Regions from separate parts of the Homo sapiens genome. Here region 2 is linked to region 1. The links are chromatin loops, found by intact Hi-C in ENCODE. Cell type or tissue: A673. All regions are shown on one strand. Each heading gives the region's core, and the rest is flanking DNA. Links, peaks and the distances in the headings are about the cores only. Region 1 has its middle 200 kb from the start of LINC00639. Region 2 overlaps LINC00639 (long intergenic non-protein coding RNA 639).

Region 1 (5,389 bases), core at 137-5,136:
CCTTCTTGAAGCACTTTCTTCACTTGACTTCCGGGACACCACATGGTCTCAAATGCTTCCTCTCAGTCTTGGCTGGTTCCTTTACTCCCCAACCTTTCAATGTTGGAATACTCCCAGCCTCCCTTGCCCTGGAACTTCTCTTTCTTATTATCTGTCTATATCTCTAGCTTCATCTCTCAATCTATCATGATTCCCATTCAAGTTAGAACAGGCTAAGTCTTCCTGGGTTAAAAACAACCACACCCCAGTCCCAGTAGCTTAAGAAAGGTTTCTCACTCATGTTGCCTTTCAGTTGTGGTTTGCCTAGGTATTGTATCCCATGTTGTCCTTTCTCTGGGACACAGCTCGTAGAGCAGCTACCATAAAGAGTACTGCCAGCTGCTGTGACAGAGATAAGAATGTGACATTGTGCATTAATTACTAAAGCTTCCATCCAGAAGTAACATGTATTATTTCCACTTGATTTTAGTTGGACAGAGCAAGTCACAGGGCCATGATGAGTAGAAAAATACAATTCTAACATAAAACCATATTAGAAGGTGAAATGGAAATATTTGGTGAATGACACTAGTGATTACCAAAACTCCCAAATGTGTATCTCCTGCCTAGGCTTCTCACTAAACTCTTTTTTTCATTACCTAACTCTCTGCTCAGCATCTTCACTTAGATATCTAAAACCTCAAACTGGCCGGGTACTGTGGCTCATGCCTGTAATCCTAACACTTTGGCAGATTGAGGCAGGTGGATCACCTGAGGTCAGGAGTTCAAGACCAGCCTGGCCAATATGGTAAAACCTTGTCTCTAACTAAAAAATACAAAAGTTATCTGGGCATGGTGGCGTATGCCTATAGTCCCAGCTATTTTGGAGGCTGAGGCAGGAGAATCACTTGAACCCAGGAGGCGGAGGTTGCAGTGAGCCGAGATCGTGCCACTGCATTCCAGCCTGGGCAGCAGAGTGAGACTCCAACTCAAAAAAAAAAAACAAAAAACCTCAAACTAAGCATCTTCAAAACTGAGGTCTACTCTTCTCCTCACTCCAAACCAAACCTCCTCCTACAGTTTTTTAATCTCAGTTCATGGCAACTCCATGAACTCCATATATAAGCCTCATAAGGGTTTATTGTTGTATCTTCAATGCCAAACAAAATGTGTGGCAAAAAGTAGGTTGAACAAATGAATTGATGAATAAATATTGTGTTTCTGTCTCAGTTCATGCTCTGATTTCTTCACATCTTTAAAAAATGGTAAAGTAGATACCTTACTTAAAAAGATTCTGACTAATTGAATGTAATGATCAACACTGTAGCTCGAGCATACAGGGCCTGTTACTATACCAAATACTGTGTTGAGTTCCTTGCATTCTCTGCCTCTCCCACCCAACAATTAGCCTACAAGTGCTATACAAGTAGTTCTCTGACACTGTTAGCCTCCTGAGTCCGAGCCTTCACTACCTACATCCCCTCCCTCTTCATCCCATATGGCCATTCTCTCTCCATATGTGCATACAAACCTTTTGGGAATCCATTGCATATGTCACATTTTTTAAACAGGTTATCCTGTGATGCACATTAGACATTTCTAAGACCATTTACTACAAGGTTGATTTTTCTTTGAGAACTTATTATATTTACTTTTGGACTCAACACATTTTTTCTCATTAAGCTTCTCAAGTCATCTCTCCTTACTCATCAGACAAATGCCATTCCAGGTGAGGAATTTTGTGTCCTAAAAGCCTGAGTTTTTAAAGAGCTATTTGCAAATTATTGTTATTTTCTGGATCTGACTGACATACCAGGTGAGAGTTGTCAGCTGTTAGCTGACAGTTGCAAATCCAGGGGCCTTAAGTCAAGACTCCAGATAAGAAACACAGCAGCCCAAACTAAAGGTACTATTTCCAAATACATGTCTAGGTATTTGCTTCTCTTTTTTTAGAATAAGATCAGATTATATATAAATTATATTATTGCATAGTATCTCTTTCATAAGGTCTGTTATGGTGATAAAAATCAATAAATATATGTGAAGTGCTTAGAACAGTACAATGCAATTTAAGTATGTGTTGCTATTTTCTTTTCCTTAAGATGACTAATTATTTAATAGTCTAAGTGGGTACTATATTAGGGTTCTCTACAGGGACAAAATTAATGGAATAGACATATATATAAAGGGGAGTTTATTAAGTATTAATTCACATGATCACAAGGTCTCACAATAGGCCGTCTGTGGGCTGAGGAGCAAAAAGAGCCAGTCTGAGTTCCCAAACTGAAGAACTTGGAGTTCGATGTTTGAGGACAGGAAGCACCCAGCCTGGGAGAAAGATGTAGGCTGGGAGGCTAGGCCAGTCTCTCTTTTCAGATTTTTCTGCCTGCTTATATTCTAGCTGTGCTGGCAGCTAATTAGATTGTGCCCACCCAGATTAAGGGTGGGTCTGCCTTTCTCGGCCCACTGACTCAAATGTTAATCTCCTTTGGCAACACCCTCACAGACACACCCAGGATCAATAATTTAATCCATGATTGAATCCTTCAATTCAATCAAGTTGACACTCAGTATTAACCATCACAGGTATACTCTCTTAAATTAGAATCCAAAATATAATCTTCATGTGCTGTTGTTATTAATATTTCAAATCTTTGGTAGATTAAAATAATATGACTTAAGTAGTTTAAATTCACAGTGTAATTGTAACTATACATATGTTTGGAAACCTGGATATATCAATGCAGTATGTGAGACAGGAAAATAATTAGGTTACAAAGACAGTACAGATCTAATAATTCTGTCCTGTTGGAGCACATAACAGAAGAAAAACACACGAGAGGTAACACTGAGACCTAATAAAAACAACCAAAAGGAACTGCCCAGCAGAGAGGAAGAGACTCAGACGCAGCAGTTTTGGCCGCGTAACTGATTGACTAAGCAACCTGAAGCCTGTCATGAATCGGTGTTTTATTCAAATGTGAATAAAGATGACTGCCCCAAATTTTAGTTACCACGGTGTGAAAACATTCATTTTTCACTGTCAGTCAGAAAATATAAATTCTCTGTTAGCTATGTCTCCAGACACACTCTCAGCCATGGCTGGAATAAGCTTTGATTCCATCTAGGCTGGGAGTGTAAACTACTCATTTCCTCACACTGTACCACGGCTATCCCAATACAGGCCTCCAGGAGGCAGTGTCTCTTCATTTTAACTGAGTGCATGAATTCTGCCAGTTCTTCAATATACTTAACTTCTGTCTTCATTCTCCTAGGAAACCTTTCTAGTCCAAGAGAAAGTATTCTGTAATGGTAGCCCTCCCACTGGCCCACCCATCATGGAATAATGCATCATGACTTTGCTAGGTTGGGTGAGTTCGTTCAAAGGTCACACACAGGCCTTTGGTTTCGGGAAAGGTAGAGAGAAAGGGACCACAATTTTGAGAGTAAAAGGACAGGAATGATTTTATGTTTGCAGCACTTGAGGGAAGATGTGATTTTTAAAACAGAGCTTAAAAACCTAAACAAACAAAAAATTCTTGGCCCTCATATGTGTATAGGTTGTCCTAAGGAATGCCTTTATTGCTTTACATATGACAACCAAAGTTCCTGTTGAGACCTCAGGTTGACACTTTGTTACTTTTCCCACTGAAAGTTGCTTTTGATGTTCGTTCGCACTGATTTTTACCTTCAACCAAGCCCTTGGATGTGATGTTAGCCATTGCCACTATCAAATACCCTAGAAGAGTGGATATAACCCTTTTTTGATGAGTGTCTTTGAAGTTCCAATGAGATACATGTATATTGCTGAACCTACACATATGTATATATCTTTATGCTTTGCTAACAATTTCAAGGATCTCCTAGACTTTGTTCAGTAAAGTCTTCTAGGTGAAGAAGAGAGAGCCCCTTACAGCTCTCTCACTGCTATCCTAGGTCAATTAGATTAGTCTGGTAATTAAGTGGTTTTTTGTGAACCAGTAACTGTATTGAAAGTCAAATATCAACAATTCAGGAAAACTGTCTTTGACTTCTTTATTTGGAAATATTCTATGAAGAGAGAATTTTTAATCACCACATAGGACTGATGTTTTATTTGTAGTTTGATCACCAGGTAACTGCTTCATTCATGCATTTCATTTATTTTTACTATCATTACCTCGCTTTACATAATAATATTTAACAATTACTGTAATCAGAACACTATTCACACTTTAACCAAGTGTCTTTTATGACACTCCTGAGAAAGAGATATCTCTTCTGGATAACCAAGCCAGAGAAGAATAGTTCAATAGCTTTATTACTATGATAGTGAAAGTTGATATCAATGCTAAATTGATGACTCTCTATCCTAGGATCATCAAACCACACCTTTCTCCTTTATAAAAGTCAGCAATACTTCCACATTTGCTAATTTCATAAATGATTTAGTAATATCAACTAATACAAAGTATTTGCAAAGCATCTGAAAAAAGTCATTTTCAGACAAAATCCTCATCAAGCTTAAAATTTCATGTCCTAAATTTAGAATATTATAGTCACAAAAACTACCTCCATTTTATCATAAAGTGTCTATTGATGTCACCACCACTGTCATTGTTGCAATTGTCATTCATTGGTTCAAGCTTTAAGATCAGAGTGGCACCTAGTGGTACATTCTTTTTCTTTTCCCCCTCTTTTGTTCTGCTTCAAATTATCAACAGGTACACTTTGAATACACATTGAGTACTCATTATAACAACTTTATTAATGAAATGCTTACTACCACCACTTCCCTAAACTTATAGAAACAAATCATTTTGGAATTTGAAATCTCATATTTTGAAAATACGTGACACGAAAATGTTGTTGACAGAACGGAAGCTCATTGGTAATATTTACTGACAATGAAAGTTCTAAAATGGAATATAAAAATGAGATGTTTCTTTAAAAATCAAGAAATGTAAAAGGCATGCTAATATGATAACGGCCATCCCAAGACAATAACTCAAGAATTAACTGTCTGCAAATAATCATCTGTGAAACAGTACCTTGACTTTAAAGTCCTTAAAAATGCAAGCATGAAGATAACGGAGCTAATCATACTAATTAACTCACTGTGCCTTGTAACAAATTAATTTTGAGTAAAGGAACAGGCAACTAGAGAAAAAGGCCAAAATCTCAATTAGTTAATCTGAATAGAACATAAATACTCTCAGAACTTTTTTGGCCTTTAGAATAAGAGTAGAACCGGGAGGGTGGGAGCAGTGATCACTCCATGCTGACAGCCTGGAATTGTTATTTATGGCACCGTTTTTCAGTTCTACATTCCAATGCGAGAATTTACCACGTTTGGGCAGCAGAACATGACAGGTTGACGTAGACTATCCATAACAGGCTCCACCCTCAGAGAACTAATCTAACCTGAAAC
Region 2 (5,389 bases), core at 238-5,237, 150 kb after region 1:
GTCTGGCATATTGCTAATATCCCTCAAAACTCTCCCACAAATTTCCATATGTGATGTCCATTTTCTCCTCAGTCCATGGCTCTCTTTTACTTTTGATGTCTTTTACCATATAGGGTTTTTTTTTAATTTTTATGCAATTGTGGTGGAGACTACCAGTTGCCCGCTAAAACCCATTCTGCTTGCTTCTTTGGCATATGGCTGCACTGTACTTCCCTACTCCCTTGCAGTTAGGTGTAGCCCTAGGACAAACTTTCATCAATGTGATACACACAGGATAAATGTGTACCTCTTCCCACATTTAGGTCTTAAGAAGTACTCATGCCCCCTCCATGCTCCCTCTCCTTCCACCAGATAGAACTTGGACATGACAGCAAATTTTGACCATGGAGGGAACAATATCCTATGAGACAACAAAGCCACATGTATCAGTCAGGGTCCAATCAGAAACTGGGTGGGAGTGGGGCTTAATATATTGTTAAACTCTAATCAATGAGTGACTATAAGAGAAAACACCATATGGTACCTGATATGGTTTGACTGTGTCCCCACCCAAATATTGAATTGTAGCTCCCAGAATTCCCACATGTCCTAGGAGGGACCCAGTGGGAGATTACTGAATCACGGGGGTGGGTCTTTCCCATGCTGTTCTCATAAGAGTGAATAAGTCTCACGAGATCTGGTGGTTTTATAAAAAGGGAGTTCCCCTGCACATGCTCTCTCTCTTGCCTGCTGCCATGTAAGACATGCCTTTGCTTCCCCTTTGCCTTCTGCCATGATTGTGAGGCTTTCCCAGCCACGTGGAACTGCGAGTTCATTAAACCTCTTTCCTTTATAAATTACCCAGTCTCGGGTATGTCTTTATTACCAGCATTAGAATAGAATAATACAGTACCATTGGGCGGAGGAAGAGCCCCTGAGGAAGTCCAAACCTAGAGGGGACCCCCTTTCCCAAGGCTGGGGTTCAGCCCACTAGATAGCAGAGAAGTTTACTTGTTTGCCCAGGCCAGAGCTAACTGCAATCACTGAACAAGCAGGAAGCAATCTTCTGGAGTAGAGGCTGGGCACAGGCAGTCAGCAACTGGGGATCTTGGCCTGGGCATGCAGAGGGAGTGAGGCTCTTGGGCACAGGTCTGCAAAGTAAACTGCACTTGTAGGGGCAGGAGGCCTTCAGAAGCCATTTTTCAAGTGAGTTGGGCTGCAGAAAGGTTATCCCCAGGCCAGGCTTAGGCTGTAACATTGCTAAAGGATCATTCATTCTGAGTGCATGGTTAGAGCAGAACTCTACAGAATGGCCTCACATTGACACTGCTGACCCACTGTATAGCTGCCAGAAACAGCAGAAGCCCCTTTCACTAGCAATGTCCCTCCAGCACCCTCTAATGAGAAAGTGTAACATCTTACCCACTGTAAATGGAAGATGGCTGCAGGAATTCTGTCCACTGTTATCACAGAACATATGAAAGAGCGCAAGTGGAGCTTAAAGGCAATAAATTGTTAACTAGCACACTGAGACTTGTCAACTATAAAGAGCCTGAGTTCCTGAACGACCACAAGGCCCCCACCAGTGGTCAGCAACCACCTGGAATGCTCACCTCTGAAATGTTTCATGAGAGAAAAATAAGCTTTTGTGTCCTTTGAGCCACATGGAGAGGGGAGGTTATTTGCAATAACAATTTGGTTTTATCCTAATTCAGTACTCTTTCATTTTAGAGTTTCTTGGTTTCCTGCCTTGTTTAGGAAGATCCTCTAGAGTTTACTTAAAAATACGCAGCAGGTGATTATCTGATTAGGAAAAAACTTGTCAAAAGAGAATATGGTCACTTTGGTTATGGTTAGTTAACAGCTACTTCCTAATACAGACAAGTAAGGAAGAAAATAAAAAGACAAATGAACATTGTATAAGTAAAATGCCATAAACAAACCACTCTAGCTCCTTTGAGTAGCTTCTGTGAATACTTTCCAAAATGCAGACTTAAAGCAGCTGCAGAGAGGATGTTAATGTAAAGTAATCATAACAATTAGGTCTCCTAGTATATCGAGTGTCTTGACCACTCTATACAAACATTTGTTAATTAAGCAAGAGGTGTGAGCAGCTGGAAACATGGAAGGTATAGTTCCGTACAAAATTCTACACTGTCTTATGCCAGAGAGAATTCCTCTCAGCATGTGGATTGCCCTGTCATGTGAAAAGTTAATTATAGCCTCTCCACATCATCTCCGTCGTCCTCCTTTCCTCTAGTATCATTTCCTTCTTTGTGAGAAGTCAGTGTGGGCCTTATAGATAAAGTCAGTCAACATTTACGGCTGTGCTGTGTATGCACATTATATTGCCTGGCACTGTGGGAAAACACAAAGGAAAAACAGGCCCTCATCCAGATAAATAAGCATTTATGGCCTATCAGGGAATCTGAACCAACACATGAGCAATACAGAATAGGCAGGCCAAAAGAACATATCACTAATGAAAGCACCACTTGTAACAAGTGCCCACCTGTAGTAGGAACAATGAAGAGATGCTGAATGAACACATTTTCATCTCCCCTTTCCTGTAAAATCAGCATATATGTATGTGTAAATACTGGCTAACTAATCAAGTCCACCAAAAGACAAGTCAGAATTTGGTGATTACCTGAAGGTGAGTGGAGATAAATATTTTTGATGCTGGTGCTTTTAGCATATAATGGATTTATTATATTTCAGACACTTGTTCTAAACAATAGCATAAAATCTACTGGCAAATATCATCTTTCTCACTATTGTTTTGTTTTGTTCTGGGGCTCTGTTCTGGAAATCAAGGCTTACATTTTAGGGTAATAAAAAACAAAATCACCTACCCTGCTCAACATTTAAATAACACCTTTGCGCCTTTCTACCTTCCTCCCTGTAGGAATTCCCTGCATCCCCGATCCCACCTGCCTAGTGAATTCCTGCTATTCTTCAGACTCAGTTCATACAAAACTCCTCTGTGGGGCCTTTTCTGAGTTCCTCTAGACAGAATTTATTCAGCTAGCATGAGTGTTATCATTGCATTTTGGAAACATTTACTGCATGCTTTTATCTCCTGCTGATCTGTGGCAAGGATTTTTGTCTTCAATATTTATATTACTACAGCATGGCATTTGTAGGTGGCCAATATAAGCTTATTAAATGAATACATTTTCACTTTTGCTATATAGTTTCCATAATCTAGTGTCAGAACTTCAAATTCTTAAAACATGTCACAAACAGACTAATAATATTCTAGTAAAATTGTGTGTTGGTTTGTATTTAGAGCAGTGTTAAAAGTCTTTCCACCGATTGTTCCACAGCCCATGGCAGCGTTGAGTTGTGTCCTGGAAGTACACTGCCCTCTGCTGGCGTACTTTTCAACAAGCACATCAGTGCAAGGCAGGCCTTTGTTTAGATGGTGGTTCTAATCCCCCCACCATGCTGGGCAGCAGCTAACCACATGGCCATAGCTATTTATAGAAGGACAGTAGTGTAGAATATTAATTTTCATTTTATAGTCTGTGAAACATAGGCAGGGTACCAAATAGGAAATAAAGGCTGGTAAATGTCTTTATGTGTATTTTATATGGAGCCCTGAGTTGCTTAGAAAATTCGTATCATTTTTATTGTTTCATAATTTGAAATGGCTTTATACCAGTCTTGCTAAGACCACATAATTGTATCAAAGAAATATAAGACATTAGCACAACAGATCAATACACACACACACACACGGTGTGTTTCTAATTTTGTAAATACATGTTCTATATGCACATATCTGAAGGAGGAAAGGTTAGGAATAATGTCTCAGGATGCTAGTAAATGACAAGATTTTTAGCTGCTTTTAATTTAATTTTTGTTATCTTCTGTATTTTCTAATTTTTCTGAAATAATCATGAACTACTTGGAAATTAAAAAAAATGAAGAGAGAAAAGTTTATAGATAACGTTGCCAGGGGAAACAGTAATAGATAAGGCCTAAAGGCAAAATTAAAACTATCCTGCTTAGTGCAAGTAAAAGAAGTACCTTCTGATGCTTAACATCACTAAGAAAAATAAATCTATAGTTGTCGATTACAGGAAGAAATGTGCTTGTCCTCTCAGGGAGCCACTGTTTAGCCAGCCCCTCCAAGACAGGTCCTGTGAGGCTTGGTTCAGCCCCATTTACCTAGAAATTAATCATTAAGCCAGGCTGTTCTTCGTTAAGAAGCCAATGAAGTCGGTCTGCCATAGTCCCAGAAATACGGCTTGTGAAAGACTGCTTGAGTTACTCCAAAAAGAAACCAAATCATAGGCACTTAGAATACCCTGAGAAAGCTCAAGAAAGGGGGGAAATGGCATGAACACTTGGCAAAGAAAGCTCAGCAATTTTCTTTTTAATTATTGAGATAAGAGAGTGAGTTTGGTTTCATTTAGCTGTTCAAATAGAAATCTATTTAAATATTTAAACAGAAAAGCCTCCTGATCTACCATCCTGCCCTCCTGTAACAGCTATGGCCTCTCCACAGAGATGAATTTTATAGTGGATTTGGTTTGGGAAACTTCTGTTTTATGGGTTAGAAATTGATTTCAAGAGCATTCAGCAGAGTAAAATACACACAATTGTGTATTTGCTTTGGGGGTAAGTCCACACTCCCTTGCAGTACAAACTAAATCTCCTGCTGGTAAACACTAGGATGTTTGGCGTTTGAATTGCTTCTCTTTTAGAGATGTGGTCCTGATAATCTCTTTCACAAACTATTAAGGGCCCAAACCCTCCACGAATGCCTGGCCCTTACTTCCTGGGCATCATCCTGTGCTGTGTTTCTTCATTCTATTTGGACAAATAAAATTCAACAACATCAAAGCAACAAATATTTGTTATATGCCTACTTGTTGTGCCCAGTGAAAATTTACTCTCCCAGGTGGCTCCTGATAATCAGACAAATCTTGCTGCTTTCTTCCATAACCAAGCCCATTCCAGAATTTAAAGGTTTCTTTAAATTATGCACCCTTCAAGAAGCAATTCCACAAGATGGGGAAAGGCAGCCTGTCACAGCATTTAACCCATCAGACATTTTATGCTTCCAGTGTTTTACTCTGCCTAGAATGTCCAGACCATTTTTTCTTCCAGCAAAATCTTTTAACCTTAAAGGTCTAGCTTGATTCTCAACACTTCAGCCTCCCCTGAAGCACTACCTCCCTGAAGATGTAAGTTTCCCTTCCCTGATCATCGTTTCCAATTTCCTTGTTCCTACTTCAGGCAGAGCTCTAACACTGTATTACAATTTTCTGTTTACCATGTCTGCTTTTCCTCTTTAAACTATGAGTTCCCAAGGAAACAGACTGTCTCACAAAATAATATTCCCAGTACCTACTGTTCGATAAATAAATACTGAGTGAATGAATGAATGTAACAACCC

Evidence for each region. A loop is a pair of places that touch in the nucleus more often than their neighbours do. Peaks named below come from ENCODE experiments on the same cell type or tissue, not always from the same donor. Only the 100,000 strongest peaks of a DNase experiment are listed, where the experiment ranks them.
Region 2: a loop joins it to region 1, with 5 times the contacts of the local background. A loop is called at or near these places in 78 of 110 quality-filtered maps.

Annotation. Positions count from the first base shown.
Region 1 is chr14:38,718,861-38,724,249 of GRCh38, forward strand. No RefSeq gene overlaps it. Among named protein-coding and RNA genes, the nearest start is that of LINC00639, 200 kb to the right of the region's middle. In A673, for the core only: CTCF peaks have their summits at 3,154 (motif pointing right) and 4,663 (motif pointing left); a DNase peak (open chromatin) is centred at 3,171.
Region 2 is chr14:38,864,398-38,869,786 of GRCh38, forward strand. The region is part of intron 2 of LINC00639 (long intergenic non-protein coding RNA 639); the gene reads right to left. Among named protein-coding and RNA genes, the nearest start is that of LINC00639, 50 kb to the right of the region's middle. In A673, for the core only: a CTCF peak has its summit at 3,361 (motif pointing left); a DNase peak (open chromatin) is centred at 3,354.